2 separate regions of the Mus musculus genome follow, and region 1 is linked to region 2. The links are chromatin loops, found by intact Hi-C in ENCODE. Cell type or tissue: heart. All regions are shown on one strand.

What was found. Hi-C counts contacts between places; a loop is a spot of excess contacts. Peaks named below come from ENCODE experiments on the same cell type or tissue, not always from the same donor. Only the 100,000 strongest peaks of a DNase experiment are listed, where the experiment ranks them.
Region 1: a loop joins it to region 2, with 2.4 times the contacts of the local background. A loop is called at or near these places in 3 of 42 quality-filtered maps.

Annotation. Positions count from the first base shown.
Region 1 is chr11:61,480,804-61,488,803 of GRCm38, reverse strand. Mfap4 (microfibrillar-associated protein 4) reads right to left here and starts at 3,373. Exons shown (of 6, transcript NM_029568.3): 1 at 3,319-3,373; 2 at 2,999-3,083; 3 at 2,612-2,766; 4 at 1,798-1,894; 5 at 1,543-1,725; 6 at 99-1,050. The coding sequence starts at 3,324. The coding sequence ends at 803. In heart, no CTCF peak of the experiment used is centred here; DNase peaks (open chromatin) are centred at 1,223, 1,743, 3,473 and 3,843; H3K4me3 peaks cover 2,383 bases; H3K27ac peaks cover 4,044 bases.
Region 2 is chr11:61,169,906-61,177,905 of GRCm38, reverse strand. It overlaps Usp22 (ubiquitin specific peptidase 22), which reads left to right and starts at 2,847. Exons shown (of 13, transcript NM_001004143.4): 1 at 2,847-3,191. The coding sequence starts at 3,021. In heart, a CTCF peak has its summit at 3,515; a DNase peak (open chromatin) is centred at 2,696; H3K4me3 peaks cover 3,619 bases; H3K27ac peaks cover 2,163 bases.

The DNA of each region.
Region 1 (8,000 bases), 310 kb before region 2:
CATTTTTGGGGTTGGGGTAAACACACCAACAATGGTACAGTGAGGAAGAGCCAGGTGCTCATATTTGGAGCCAAGTAAATGTCTGTCCACAAAGCCAGTCCATCAGATCCTGAAGTTTATTGAGACCTCTGCTACCCACCCACTTCCAGCCCCACATATTGATCCCTGCTGCCTCTCATGACGATCGCTAGGGCAAGTAGGGGACCAAGTCAACAAGCCTATCTTTGCCATGACGACTTCAGAGTTGAGCAGTAGCCGTGGTGAGTATTGTTTTGGTGGTGAATTTTGAGGGATGAGTGAAGGCAGATGGGATTGGGCTCCATGATGCTCACGTAGGGAGTAAAGTGATGAGGCCAAGGTAGGAAGTATTCTGAGGAGAGCTATGTGAGTGCTGGGGTGTGGCAGTGTGCAAGAGCTGATTGGCAATGCCACAGGTGCTGCATGACTCTGTCGAGGGTAGCCCCAAACAGAAGGCTCTGCAGTAAGGAAACTGCTGAGGTGGGGTGCAAAAGCTGGCAGCTAGAAGGTAGCTTCTGGCTTTCAGCTGTCGTGAAGGGGTAGAAGCAACTTGGAGTTTTTAATGGATTTCAGCCAGATCCAGGCTAGGATGGCTCAGCCACAGAAAGGCCTGGAGGGCTGCTGACAGCCTAGCCTCAGGTGGAATGCATCAGGGCGTGGCTGTATGTGGGACAGGGATTTGCCAGGGCATGGCTGGTGCTCAGGAATTGTGGGTAAAGCGTGGAGGGAGAACATGGACCCTTGGGACTTCAGGGGAAAGATGGGGCCTGCTTGGGCCAGCCCCTCAGGCCCGACGAATTTTCATCTCCGTGCGCTTGAGGGAGTAATAGAAGCCTTTCCATTGGGCCCAATTGATGCCATTGGCATAGGAGAGATGGGAACCACCCAGGTAGAAACCGTTGAGATTGGCGAAATGGCAGCTTCGGAACCAGAAGGCTCCTGAGGAGAGGGCTGCACAGTTCTGCACGAAGAGGTCCTGGTCCCGATCAAAGGTGGAGAACTTCTGGCCACTGTGGTAGGACAGTGAGTCACCTGGCAAGAGGGAGGAAGACTAGAAAAACTGAGGCCAGGAGCTGAGAGGATGACAGCACTTGATGAATGACTCTTGGGATGACATGATGTGGCATCCTATCGGATGGGGGGCACCCTCCCTGAGCCACAAAGAGAACAGCTGTTCTTCTGCAGAGCTGCCTGGAGCAGGGCCACTTGGAGCAGGGCCAGGGTGGCTGTTCCCTGGGGCTGAGGTTCCTGTAGCTGAAGTTGGTCTGTGGAGAGCTATGACTCTTCTACACCCAGAAGGGTTGAGGGAGGGGCCTTAGGAACCAATGGAGCAGGGCCAATCCTACGTTACTGACCCCAATCCCTACTGACCCCACTCCCTACTGACCCCACCCCCTCCCCCACCACTGCCCCTGAAGAAGTTGAGAGAGGTACCCGCCCCACCCCCTACTGATCCTACCCCTTACTGACTCCCCCTACCCCCCCCCCCCCCGCCACTGCCCCTGAAGAAGCTGAGAGGGGTACCTGCCCCGCCATCCTCGAAGCCAGCCACGTAGAGGGTATAGCCATCCTCCTCAGCACTGATGGCGTTGGGGGAGATGGAGAAGTCAATGTACTTGGCATAGGCTGTGTTGTTCTCAAAGTCTTCCAAGTCCACGCGCAGCTCATACTTCTGCTTCAGTGTCAGGAGGTGCAGGTTCTGCAGCCCTAGGGACGGGTGGCAGCCGGTCAGCAGAGACTTGGCTGAGGGGCAGCCCCCACCCCATGGCCCCACCTTACCCAGCCAGTACTCCCCGTCAGCACGGCCAAAGCCCAGCTTGTAGTCGCTCCAGCCCCGGAAGAAACTCACTGAGCCGTTGAATCTTTTCTGGAAAACCTGGAAACAAGTGGACAAGGGGCTGGATGATGGAGGTCCAGTACCCTAGGGTGACTCTTAGCCATTTTGTTAGGGAACTGCTAAAACAGAACACACTCTCTGGCTCCAGGCCTCTCATTGAACATCTGCTGCTGAGAAGGGGGTATCTACCAGGCCCCTTGTCTGCTGAGAGACAGGAAGGGGAAAAGATTAAGAGGGAGCTGGGACCTGTAGACATAGCTTAGTGGCAAAGCACCCACTTAGCTTAGAGGCCCTGGGTTCCATCCCAGCACTGCATGATAAAACCAGCAGGAGGGCCGGGCGTGGTGGCCCACGCCTTTAATCCCAGCAATCGGGAGGCAGAGGCAGGCAGATTTCTGAATTCAAGGCCAGCCTGGTCTATAAAGTGAGTTCCAGGAGAAACCCTGTCTAGAAAACAACAACAACAACAAAAAAACCCAAAACCCATCAGGAGGATCTAGAATACTTGGCTGTGAGTTCATTACTGTGCCCGCCAAGGCTATTAATGCTACTTACCTGGGCTCGCAGTTCCTCATTTAGACAAGGCACCAACCTACCGCTGTGAGGACAGCATGCATTAGCTTCCTCAGGCAAGTAAGTGCTAGCAGCCCTGGATCCAGTCCCCATGAAGATGAAAAATCCACTTCACAGAGATGACAGCCGGGATCGCGCAGCTGCCTGAACCCCATCTGGCCTGAGGCCCCTTTGCCTACTCACCGTCCACTTGCCGCCCTCAGTTGTCATGTCGCAGAAGACGGGCACCGGCACACTGGGGCCATAGGGGTAGATGAGATACACGCCGTCTTCCTGATAGCCCTGGGCGTAGATATCATCACAGTCCAGGGGTTGCTGAAGACAGGACTTCTCCAGAGCTGCGAGTGGCAGTGTGGGGACCGTGAGGAGAAAGACTAAGGCATAAGGACACCCCCCTCCATATCCCAGTTTTGCTCCAGGCCTAAGGGACTCTATCAGGAGAAATCTGGAGATTTCTCTAGGGGGATACCTGCCACTTTGTAGAGGAGGAAGCAGTCCTGCAGAGCCTCACTTAGAATGGCCTCATCCAGCCTGCTGACCAGGCCGTGTCTGTGAATGGGGGCTGCTTACCATCTCCCCGGATCCCAGAGGCTTGCGGGGCGCAGGGGGGAGGCATGGAGAGCAGCATCAGCATCAGTGGCAGGGCTGGGAGGGCCTGGGGATGGGAAATGGGGTGAGTGTAGCCCCCAACATGGGCCAGACGCCTCCCACCTCCCAGGGCTCTCCCTGCCTGAACTCTGCCCTCTGTCTTTTTTACCCCCTCTCAACTTTCAGAGGAAGGCCCAATATCCCCAGAACTTAAGTTTCAAGAGAACTCCACTGAGCTTCGCTGTTCCCTATCTGGCAAGTGGCTTGTCTCCACAAATGGTCTTGATCCTCCAGGCCAGTACCTTCATGGTGTCAGCTCAGTTGAGAGAGGCTGGCTGTCTGGGGCCCCAGACTGCAGCCGCCCACAGTTATGTGTTGGGTCTGAGCCCACAGACCCAGCTCCGCCCCTGGAACTGCAGAATGCCCCCCACCCCCACCCCAACAACCGGCCCCCGGCATCAGCTTACACTGTCAGGGGCCAGAGGACCACCTGGGTCTCATTAGGCCTGTCAGAGAAGCACTGTGAACCAGACATTAACTCCTTACCAGCCGCAACTGTACCCTGGACCCCACTCTGCCTCCTGCCCTGCTGGACTTGTGGGTCCTTTGGCAACCCCCGCTGGCCTCTGCTCACCCCTCTGTTTCCTGACAGGCCCTCTGCAGATGTCTGCTTTCCTAACTAGTCTGCTCAAGAGGTGTCCCTGGGACTGAGACAGGGGTCTTCACTTGGCAATGGGAAGGCTAGGGGAGACGGTCCCAAAGCTCCCTATGAGGGAGCTGCCTGGCCTGGGAGGAGACAGGGCCAGCAGGGGCCCGAAGTCTCCTGGCAAGCTTGGGACATTTCTGAGCCATGAGCAGAAAGATACAGGCGGCCAGCAGCTCTGTCTGCCTCGACTGGAGCCAGGGCCCTCTCCAACTCCTTCCCAGCCCCCTCCCCTGCTGGGTGTCTGTACCCCCCACTCTTTCCCCTCCTACAGTTCCCTGGACCATCTGGGGTGCTTTTGTTTCTCCTCGCTCGGCCCCTCCTCCCTTCTAAGCCCATCTGCTCTCACCGCCGCCCGCCCGCCCGGCTGAGCCTCTCGAGCCCTCTCTCCTCCATCCTGGCTGAGCCCAATGCTGCTTTCCTTGTCCACCTTAAGCCTGGTTTCGGTGTGCCTCCCGCCACCCTGGCCACCCAGTCTCTTCTGATTTTGCTCTCTCCTCCTCCTCCCATTCTCTGTCGGCTGCAAGAGTGTCCCAGGTGCCTGATCTGTGTTCCCCTGTTTAAGCCTCCGGTGGCTCTCCATTCCTTCACGGCTGAGGCCAACATTTCCGACTGGGACTTGAAAGGAATTACCAGTCTGGCTCGACCTCCCTTCAAGCCCGTGCTCCTCGTGACTCCCTACACTTTGTCTGGCTACCCAGACTCCTGGCCAGCAGGCCCCTGGGCCTTTGCCTGGGCTGTTCCTCGTGGCGCCCACCGGCCTTTCCTTTTGTCTCTGAGTGCTAGTGGGTAGTGCTCATTGCCTCCCAGTTCTGCACACTCAGCACCCATCATAAAGCGTATGGATTCACCAAAGACAGATTTTTGTTTTTTTTTTTTGAGCACCTACTATGTGTTACACAATATGTTTGCTGCTGGGGATGCAGAATCAGCCCCTGGAGTGGCCTACGTGTTTTGGACAAAGAACCAAAAATGCCTTGAAGGGACACAAATGTAACAGGTGAGCATGTGAGAGATCCAGAGCAAAGAGATGGCTTAGATCCTTTCTCTCCATCCCTGGAAAAGGAGAAAAGACCCACGAAGAACCCCATTGGGCCTCCTTGACAGTGCCCACACCAACTTGTCCAAGCTGACCTGGAACTCACTCTGTAGACCAGGCTGGCCTCGAACTTAGAAATCCGCCTGCCTCTGCCTCCCAAGTGCTGGGGTTAAAGATGTGTTCCACCACACCCGGCCCAAAGGAGAAATCTTAACCTAATTAAATTCAATGTGAATTTGAGCAATTATAAACAAAGCAACACAAAACAAAAGTGATTTGCAAATTGGGCGGTCCAAGGCGAATTCAGACAACTCCCAGTAATAATAGGATCTGACAGCACTGAGAGGGAACGAGCGTGTGCAGAGACCGCTTAATTGGTTACAGCTTAGTTCCGTAATTGGTTTCAGAGCCGCCTGAAGTTAGTTGGAGTCAGAGTCAGTGCAGGAGCTGAAGCTGAACCAGGGGCCTCCCACAAATGCTATCTGGTGGACTGTAGTCATTAGTTAGCCAGATTCGCTCATCATCGTCATAAACATCCGATGGTTCTCCTTCGAGTGGGTTGTAGTCAACACAGTTTTCACCCTTGTCTGTGGAAGGCAGAGTTGGCCTCCTCACGATAATCACTCTTGCGTTAGTCCAGATTTTTAGCTGGCTCATTGTCCAGTCTCTCATGTGGCTGGGTGAGGTCACAGGTCTGAATTTTGGCCAATAAGATGCAAATGGAAGATGGATGGATCTTGGTTTTTCCTTCTGCTTCTGAAGCTGAGGGAGGGAGACCTAGCTGCTGCCTGGAACATGGGGATGAGGCCTTATGTGGGGAATGGCTGAGGTGAGACAGATAGACGCATGGTCCCTTCCTGCTGTGTGGAGTGGGTCTCAGGCCGGGCCTGCACCATCCTACCCTAAACCTTCTGTAGAAGAGAAAGAAACGTTCATCTAGTTGAAGCGTGTGGATTGTTCTTATAACACAAGTTGTCTCTAATTCTAATATTTCCTTCAACAAATACTAGCATAAAGCTACAGAAAGGCTGGCACACGCCTTTAATCACAGCACTTGGGAGGCAGAGGCAGGCAGATTTCTGAGGTCCAATCCAGCCTGGTCTACAGAGTGAGTTCCAGGACAGCCAGGACTACACAGAGAAACCCTGTCTCAAATAACAACAACAACAACAAAAGTTACAGAAAGGAAACTAAGGGTGTGTGTGTGTGTGTGTGTGGGGGGGGGGGTTATCGCAACAAATAAAACACACCTAAAGTTCAATAACAGAAACTTTTGAGGACATAACTAACAACTGTAGGAGTGAAAACTACAAAATGAATGAGCAGAGCTATAATATTTCATTAAAGCATTATAGATTTCTTTTGGTGGTAATGTGCGCCTGTGCTGTCCAGGGAGGTACTCTGCCGGCAGGTGTCCTTCCAAATAAATGCTAAGAGTTAGATCTATGAATTAGGGCAACTCCTTCTGAAGAGAAATGTGGTAGCAAATACAAGCAGTCAGTACTCCTCTGAAGATGTTGAAAGAATCACCCAGCCCACTAACAGGTTTTGTGTGTGTGTGTGTGTGTGTGTGTGTGTGTGTGTGTGTGTGTGTGTGTATGTGTGTGTGAAGATGACAGAAAGTTGGGAGACAGGCAGGCACACTTAGGGATGATATCAGTGAGGTAGTAATGGGTGGGCATACTCAATATATATTGTATGAATATATGAAACTTTCAGATTATAAATATTACTTTTATACAAACAAACAAGAAATGAGGCTGGAGAGAGTGCTCAGCGGTTAGCAGCGTTGACTGCTCTTGCAGAGGACCCAGGTTCAATTCCCAGCACTCACATGGCAGCTCCCAACTATCTCCAATTCCAGTCCTAGGGGGTCTGATGCTCTCTCTGGCCTCTGTGGGCAACTGGCACACATGGTACACAGACACACACGGTACACAGGCACACACGTAGGCAAAATACTCCTACACATAAGAATAAGAAAATAAGGCCTGCCTGCAGCCATGTGGGGCAGGCAGGTAGAAGACACCCAGAAGCCCTGTGGCCTTCCTGCTGTAGGAACCACCAGGATGTTCAGGCGTGTGGTGAAAAGGGGAGGGGGAGGAAGAGATGGAAAGTTTTGAGCACAGTGGGGGGAGGAGTGGAGCTGGAGATGCAAGGGTAGATAAGAGTGGCTTGCTCTGCTGTCTGGGGCCATGGTGAGGTCGCAGCCTGTGCTGCTCTTGTGGGTCCTGTCTGGGTTTGTGATCGTGCAGTGGCAGGGGTCTGTGTCGGTGCCTGTGGCTCATGCTGCTGCTGAGGGCCATGCGGGTGTGCCTGGTCTGGGCTGCTGCCCGGAGCAGTGTGGATGTGTGTGTGTGTGTGTGTGGGGGATGTGGGGGGGTAGAGGCTGTGCAGATCTGGCCCCATCCCTCACTTGCTGCAGCACTTGGGGAAGTGGGCCTTGGGCCACAGTAGGACAGCAAAGTAGAGCTAGCCCTTGGGGATGGGGGAGCATGGGAGAGCACCCCCCCTCCCCGCCAAGTCCAGAAAGTTAGAAAGCTGGCCCTGCCTCTTGCCAGTGTTGGCATTGGGTAAGCTAGTCAGGGCAGTGCTGGAGAGCTGGCCCTGATGGCATGAATATGGGAGAGCTGCCAGGCTCATCAACCAGCTACCCAGGCCCAGATCCAGGGCTTTGGGTTGGCCACCTCAATATCTACCCCATCTAAGAACTTTGATGGTTCGTGAAGGGGCTGGTCCTGCAGATCCAAAGCTCCAGGACAACAACATAGTTCCGGTGATGATCCAGTATTAATAGTATAGTAGAAGCCAGAGGTGTCAAACCAGATCATTGCAAAGTTCATTGCAATAAACACTTCAAGTAAAGATGTATGGACAAAAGGCTATACTGTGGGGATGCACTGTAACACACCGCAGCTGCCATGGTGAAATACTTTCTTGTTTCTTGTTTCTTATTCTTATTTTAGTTTTTAATTTTCTTTTGGTGGGGAGGTTGCAAGGGTAGAGGGCAGGTGCAAAGGGACAGGGAAATTAGTGGGATTGGGGTGCATGGTGTGAAGTTCACAAAGAATCAATGAGAGAGGGAGAGAGAGAGAGAGAGAGAGAGAGAGAGAGAGAGAGAGAATGTTCTACTGATGCCAGGTAGAGAGAGAGAGAATGAATGTTCTACTGATGTCAGGTGGTAGTGGCACACTTTTTTTTTTTTTTTTTTTTTTAAAGACAGGGTTTCACTATGTAGCCCT
Region 2 (8,000 bases):
GATTGATGGGGGGAGGGTCTAGCCCATTGTGTGTGGGGTCACCCTGGGCTAGAGGTTCTGGGTTTTATGAGAAAGCAGCTGAGCAAGCCTTGGGAACAAGCCAGTAAGCAGCACCCTTCCATGGCCTCTGCATCAGCTCCTGCCTCTAGGTTCCTGTCCTGTTCCAGTTCCTGCCCTCTCTGCTTTTTATGATGGACTCTCACATGGAACTGTGAGTGAAGTAAACCCTCTCCTTCCCAGCTGCTTTTGGCCATGGTGTTTCATCATAGCAATAGTAACCCTAACTAATCACCAAGTTATAAATCGGCAGATAATTTTGATTTTATTCTTGTAGACATTAAAGAGTAGGAAATAAAACACACAAATTACATCCTCATCAACTCTTCATTGGGAGTAAAAAAACCTAGGGGCTGGGAATGTGGCACCAGTGTTAAGGGTACTTGCCTGGCACTCATGAAACCCTGGGTTTGGTCCCTAGGCCCTCACACACTGGGCATAGTTATGTGTACCTATAATCTCAGCACTCAGCAGGTGGATACAGAAGTTGGGTCATCCTTAGCTACAGAGTGAGTTTGAGGTCAATCTGGGCAAGATGAGACCCTGTCTAAGCTGTACCCACCCCCAAACACACACACACACACACATACCTAACAAACAAAAAAAGGTAAACTAAACAAGTAACTGTCCCCTGACAGATATAGTGATACATTCTTTCAAGTGAATCAGGTAGTGGGGGTGGGGTGGGAAAGTGACTGCCATTGTCAACAGGGTGACAATGGAACACTTTCACTGTACAGGGAGTTTCTGGTGAAGCCTGGCAGGTGAGGGAGTATGAGATTTGGGGTGTGGTGGAAAGCACTTTAGGAAGGGGCTCTGGATGTCTGCTAATTTGTCCTAGACCCAGGTCCCCCTCATCCCACCAGACAGGGTTTCTCTATGTAGCTCTCACTCTCCTAGAACTTGCTCTGTAGACCAAGGCTGGCCTCAACTCAGAGGTCCACCTGCCTCTGTCTCCTGAGTTCTAGGATCAAAGGCATGCACTGCTCAACACGGAGTCTTTGTTCTAGTTTTCCGTCCATTAAACTCCACAACTTCCGGATCATGGAAGTCTTGGCAGCAGTTGCTGTTTTGTTTTGTCCCACCTGTGTTGGATTGCAGTAAAATAGCCAGCAGTGGGATAAGAATACCTGAACAGCATCACATGTAAGCCAAGGGCTTCCCAAGACAATGACTGTACTTGAAAGGTTTTGTGTGTGTGTGTGAGTGAGTATGTTCCCTCACAATATGCCCTGAGTGACTCATTCACACACAGAAGTCCTTTAGTAAGCCAAAACCCTCATGCTCAAGTCCTAACTATAAAATGATGTAATATTTGCCTCTAACCTATATGGTCTGTATGCATCTTACCAGCTTCCCCACCCCACCCCTTCCTCTTTTTACTATGAGTCTCACTATTTGCTCTGGCTGACCACAAACTCCGGGCTCAAATGATCCTCCTGCCTCAACCTGAGTAGCTCCCAAAATATTCATATACACAGACACACCAACCCCCACCCACCCCCTTCTCTATGCTGTAACTCCTCTCTGGGTGATACTCAAATGCCAACTAAGATAGCATGCTAAGCCATATCTAAGCCTGAATACGACCATCACTGCTCTAAGACCAAGCTGGTACTCATTGGACAAGCCACAACTGCAATTGCTCCTCGGAACCATGACATCAAAATGCCTGTCGGCAATTTTTCTCGGCTGTCTTGTCTGCTAGCTGCTGTTACTGCAGTACACCGATGAACTCTCTACTTCTTCTGCCTTTTCTGTCTTGGAGAATTATTTCACTGCTCCACATCATGGGTACCTGTCTGCCTGAGTTTGACACCTAGCTGTTATCCTGTTTAAGGTATAACAGGAGAGAGGTGTCTATTTACTCGGTATATACAATTTGTAGGGCAGAAGATCAATATTTTCTCTTCTGAGTTGGTTTGCTGCACATCTGTGTAACCCTCAGATAGGAGAGCTAAATGCATCATAGCTCTATACTGTTCCTACTTAATAATAGAGTGTAATGTGGCTAGTACAAATTGAATTGCTATACCAAACCTGTATAACACGATATTTCAAAGCCAATGTAAAAATTTGACTTGATATTCTGTCTTTATTTGACTGCTTGTTAAAATTAATTTTATCTTTCTTGGTGCAAAATATTGTACAAAATGTAGCCACTAAAAAAATTCGTATACCAGTTGGCATTCTAGTTCAATAGGATAACGCTGAATAATATCCTAGGGAAGGGAAGATCTGTATTCTTGCCACGCCCAATCTCCAGCTGTGGCATTGCGGTACCCAACACAGTCGCCAAGATGGCAGTCTCTGCAGAAACGCCCACACTAGGAACTCCAAGGACCAACAAACAGAACCTAGAAACCCTCCTTTCAGAGAACTCGCAGACGCAGGCCCTACCCTGCCCCACCCCTCCGTCGCCCCGCCTCTTTGCGGCAGAGCTCAGGCCGGTGCAAACCGGTTCAGTGGCCTGACTGACACTCAGTTTTACCCAATCCTCAGCACGCCCCGCCTTCCAAGGAGAGACTCGAAACGTCAAATCGCTGGCGTCTCCGGAGGCGGTTCGAAAGCCTATAATAGGCGCAGACCGTGTCTTAGACCGGCAAACCACCAATGGTGTGACGCGAGGGCGGGACCCTGTTGACCCAACCCGAGGCCTTCGGCTTTTCTCTGGAGCCAGCGGGCGAGAGGAGGGCTGATAGGCGGGGTCTAGAGCAGCGGAGCCTGCGCACTAAGGCCGCCGGCCTGGGTGACGTTATCCTTTCCCGCGGACAGCTCCGCCCTGTCCCGCCCAGCCTCGCCCCGCCCTCCTCGAAGTCAGAGGGTGCTGCGCGTGCGGTGGGTGCTGCTGTAGCCTGCCTGAGTTCTCAACGCGGTCTTTGTCCCCCAGCTTTGTTCTCGCCGCCCTGGCGTCGTCCTCGCCCCCGTCGCCGCCTGCCCCGCGCGCCCGGGCCTTGCCCGCCATGGTGGCCAGGCCGGAGCCTGAGGTCGAGGCCATGGACGCTGAGCTGGCGGTACCGCCGCCTGGCTGCTCGCACCTGGGCAGCTTCAAGGTGGACAACTGGAAGCAAAACCTGCGGGCCATCTACCAGTGCTTCGTGTGGAGCGGAACTGCCGAGGCTCGCAAGCGCAAGGTGAGCCCAAGGCTTGCGCCGCTCTGCGGGCTGGGAAGCGGGGAGTGTAGGTGGGAGAGGGAGAGGGGAAGCCTGGTAGTCGTGGGGAGGGAGCCTGGCCTTGCGGGGAGGGCGTGAGGGGAAGCCTTGCCGTGAGGGGGTGGGGCCGAGGAATGGGCAAGGCGAAGCCTCGCGGTGCAGGGAAGGGGCTAGAGGAAGCATCCCGGTGCAGGAAGGGGGACTAAGGAGAACCTCGCAACGTGGGGAGGGGGCTAGAGGAAGCGTCGTGGTGCAGGGAGGGGGCTAGAGGAAGCATCACGGTGCTGGGAGGGGTCCAGGGACCACCTAGTGGACGCTGTTGGGAGTGTGGCGGTGGAACCCACGATGGGAGGGGGAGGGGTATCTGAGTAGGAGGAGGAAGATCTGTCTGGACATTCCATTGAGGAGTATTTGTCTGTAAAGGTAGTGGTGGGGGCCTGGGGTCTGCAGGGTAGTTCCGTGGATAACAGCTCGTTCCCGGGGCTGAGACCCTTCGCGGACACCTGAGGCTGGCAGGGCCTCCGCGCACTCGAGTTGAGAAGCGAGATTTTTAGGACGTAGGAGGTGATTGACAACCGCAGCCTTCGAGAGTGGCTATTTTGTTGTTTTGGGTCCTGTAAATCTCAGCAACTATGATGATTTTATTAGTGATTTGGAGATGGGAAAACATTATTTTCTAATTTAAAAAAAACTTCATAATTACAATTTGATTTTGAAGGTGAAAAGTGGAATAGAAAATTTTGATTGTTTCTATCTTGAGTAGCATTTTATAACGGGAGAACTGACAAATCTGCTGGGTGTTTCATGTTAAGCATCAAACTCTCCCTCTTTAGTTTCTCGAGGCAGGACTTCTCTCTATAGCCCTTGGCGTTCTTTTCTTTTTTCTTTTTTCTTTTCTTTTTGGTTTTTCGAGACAGGGTTTCTCTGTGTAGCCCTGGCTGGCTTCGAACTCAGAAATCCGCCTACCTCTGCCTCCCGAGTGCTGGGATTAAAGGCGTGCGCCACCACGCCCGGCTGCCTTTGGCAGTTCTTAAACTCGATTTGTAGATAGCTGGCCTCTAACTCACACAGATCCACAGGCCTCTGCTTCCAGAACGATGGGATTAAAGGTGAATGCAAACCACACCCCCCCCCACTCCCACCCCGGCCTAAATTCCCCCTTTTTAAATCAATCGTGGCCATAATATAAGTCTTTGAGGGCGTTAAAGGCTTATGTTCTGTAAGAGTCTTTTAGGATTGGAGCAAGAGTTTTGGTAATAGAAGCATATGATAAAAAAATTACTAGAGTTGTCTTACTTTGTATTTTGAGACAGGAGCCTTTCTCTGTGGTCCAGACTTAACCACCCAGTCTTCCTGTCTCAGCCTCGTGAGAACTAGGATCACAGCAGTAAACGGTCACTGATCCATTCTGTTGCTTCTTGGATTGAGATGTGCTATAAAGTCATTTTTACATTGGGATTAAATGGAGGAATCTTCCCCTTTCTCTTTCCTTGTTTTGCTTTCTTCATCTCCCCAGACTCTTAGTTTTGTATAGCACTACACAAGGAAATGAAAAGTTTCCTTTTTAATTAGGGCTGCTCAGCTCAATGTTTAAATCTCCACCGTGCTACAAGTTCTTTGTTAAGTGATCTTCACAGCCAAGAGTTGGGACACCAGGACAACACTCAGAAATTGTGTTGTTTTGGTGGACTAAATTAGGAAATGAAGGCAGATAGCTATGCTCTGAAGGTGCCCAAACTTAAGGTTGTGAACAGAACTTCACTCCTGAAGTTCTCTCCGACTTAGAATGTTTTCATTTTACAAGTCAGTGAGTCATAAAAAAAAAAGAAAAAAAAAGTTTGGCCTTGCATGGTGGTGAAAGAAGAAGAAGAAGAAAAAGAAAAAAACAAAGAATACAAATGACCAGTAAATATCTGGAAAGGTATTCCTCTTCAACCACCAGAGCAAGGCTGGTTAAAACTGTGCTGAAATTCCATCTTACCCCAGGCAAACTAGGTACCCTGAAGAGAAAGGAGAGCAAATGCATGGAGAAGCCTTATGCACAATTGCAGTGGGGATGCAGACTGCTGCAGCCTTCTGTGAACCAGTGGAGAGTTCTCAAAGACCTGGTCACTGAGCCACCACACTCTGAGGTATAGACCCAGAGGTCTCTAAACAAGCACAGCGATGCAGAAAGGGGGACATCTGGGGAGAGGGAGGGGAAGGAGAGGGTAGTATTGGAGGTGAGTTGAACAAGGTACAGTGATAATGTAATAAAATGTCATAATGGGCCAGGCATGGTGGTGCACGCCTTTAATCCCAGCACTTGGGAGGCAGAGGCAGGCGGATTTCTGAGTTCAAGGCCAGCCTGGTCTACAGAGTGAGTTCCAGGACAGCCAGGGGCTACACAGAGAAACCCTGTCTCAAAAAACAAACAACAACAAAAAAAGATGTCATAATGAAACTGCTATATGACAACTTAAAAAAGTGGAGAAGCACCGTAGGTGTCTGTCAGGGTTGTAGCCTGTGGAGTGTGACTTAGGAGAGCCAGCACCTTCATGTGGACGTGGTGGCAAAGGCTCCCTGCATGGCCTGTTCGAGGTTTAACTTCCACTTCATTCCACCAGCTCACAGAGCTAGCTCTCAGTACTGGCTGATGGCAGGCTGGTCCCAGGCAGGCTGCTGCTGGCTCAGGAGCCACGTTCCTCCGGGAGCCCACAACAGTCACTGTTTGTGGGTGGGAAGCAGCTTCGCTGCCTCTGGCTCTATGACTGGCTGTGCTGCTCCATAGGACCCCTGGTCAGGCACTCCATTGTGCCTCTCAATGGCTGCTTCATGATGACCCCTAAATGGGGTTTAAAATCTGAGCCTTGAGGATGACTGGGAATTCATATTCAAACTTAGCAGTATTGGTAGATGGAAACAGGTTAATAGTGGCAGTGACCTCTGCCACTGTCCCCCGGCTGTTGTAAAACTCCCAGGCCCCAGGCACTGAAATGTCAGGACGACTTCCCTGGCAGGACTCTAGAAAGAATCCATCCTGGCCTCCCTCTTCCAAGACCCTGGCCCAACCTCCAGTCATTCACATGGGTTTAGCCTCTGGTCCCATCACCATCTCTTAGGAGGGGAGGTTACCTGGACGAGCATTTAGGGCTAACCCCAGACTGTCTGGGTTAACCATGCCTTTGCTTAAATATCATGAACATTAATTTTGAAGGTGTTTTATGAGCTACCCCAGGGCTTTGATGGTTTTTTTGTTTTGTTTTGTTTTAACTCAGTGCTATGAAGTAAACCATTGTCTAAATTGCAACCTGCACTTGAGTGAACCCAGAATGTACACTACACATAAGCTCTATAGGTAGGTAGCACCCACTTCAGGATCTTGAACTGCTGTAGCATCGTGGCCACTGACTTTGCCATTAAGTAAAGGTTAAACTTACGGTTGTGCTAGACATACTTCAGTAGCCCAGTAGCCTCAATGTAGCTAACAAGTTGTATAAAAGAGGTAAGGGGAGGGTTATTAATAATTGAATTTTTTTAAAGGCAGTGTTTCCCTATGTAGTCCACGCTGGCCTCAAACTCAGCAATCCTCCTGCCTCACCTTTCAGAGTACTGAGACTACAGGTGTGTGCCACTGTGTTTTGCTAAAGTCAGAGTTTTATCTCTGTCAAAGACCACTTCTGTTCTGTATGGTCATTGGGAAGGGAAGCTGTCCTGGCTTTTTTTTTTAATCTATTAGCTCAGAAAGATGTGTCTTCCATACAAGTAGCAAACTTGCAGTTCTGCCTTAGTCTCTGTGGATTGTACAGTAGGCTCTCGTCACCAACTGGCGAGAGTCAGGCAGGTGGTCCATGAGGACTTTCTTGTTCTCAGACTAGCATAGAGACTGCTTATTTTGTGTGTTGGAGTCATGGCCCTGAGAAGACACAGGTTATTTCACAGTTTTAAACTGCTCATCCATCAGATGTGGTGACCCTTTAAATTCCTGCAGGATTTCACCTATGAATTTACCTAAGTTTGCTCTTTGTCCTTGTTTTGCACTCCGCTTTTTAAGCCATATGTTAGAGGATATGTACATCTTGGTGATTTAATGGAACAGACAGAAAGGGCCAGTGTGGCTCAGTGGATAGAGGTGCTTGCCACTGAACTGGGTGGCCTGATGGGACCCACTTGTGATAAGAGCCAGCTTCCACAGGTGGTTCTCTGACCTGCACACCCCCTGCGACATTGTACACTTTCACACACAAATACAATACATTTAAAAACAGAGCAGTCCATTTCTTCTGCCAGTCCTTACTCTCATCTTCGTGGGTGTCTGCTAAGGCTTCCGTGGAGTTTGGCGTGCTGCCTGCCTCTGTATTTTAATGTGATGGAGCATGTGGGGTGTACTTTACTATGTAGTTCCTTTCTCAGTGTTGTGTCTATTGAGATTCATTCACGAGACAGGTTATAGCCTTTTTTCTGTCTAGGAGTTTTACAGCTTATAAGTTCAGTTTAATGTGTATCTTTTATTAAAAAAAAAAAGAAACCTACAATAAGTAATGTCAGAAAACAATTGTCATAATTTCCATTGGTTCATTTTTACCATTCTTTATTTTATGTGTGTATTTGCCTGATGTATGTCTGTGTACCACTGTGGGCCTCTACAGAGGCAAGAAGAGGGTGTCAGAGTCCCTGGAGCTGGAGTTACAGGAAGTTGTGAGTTGCTGTGTTGTTGTTGGGGATTGAACTCGGGTCCTCTGCAAGAGCAGACAGGACCTTTTTAACTGTTGTGCCATCTCCAGGTCCAGTTTTACATCCGCCCTCACCCTC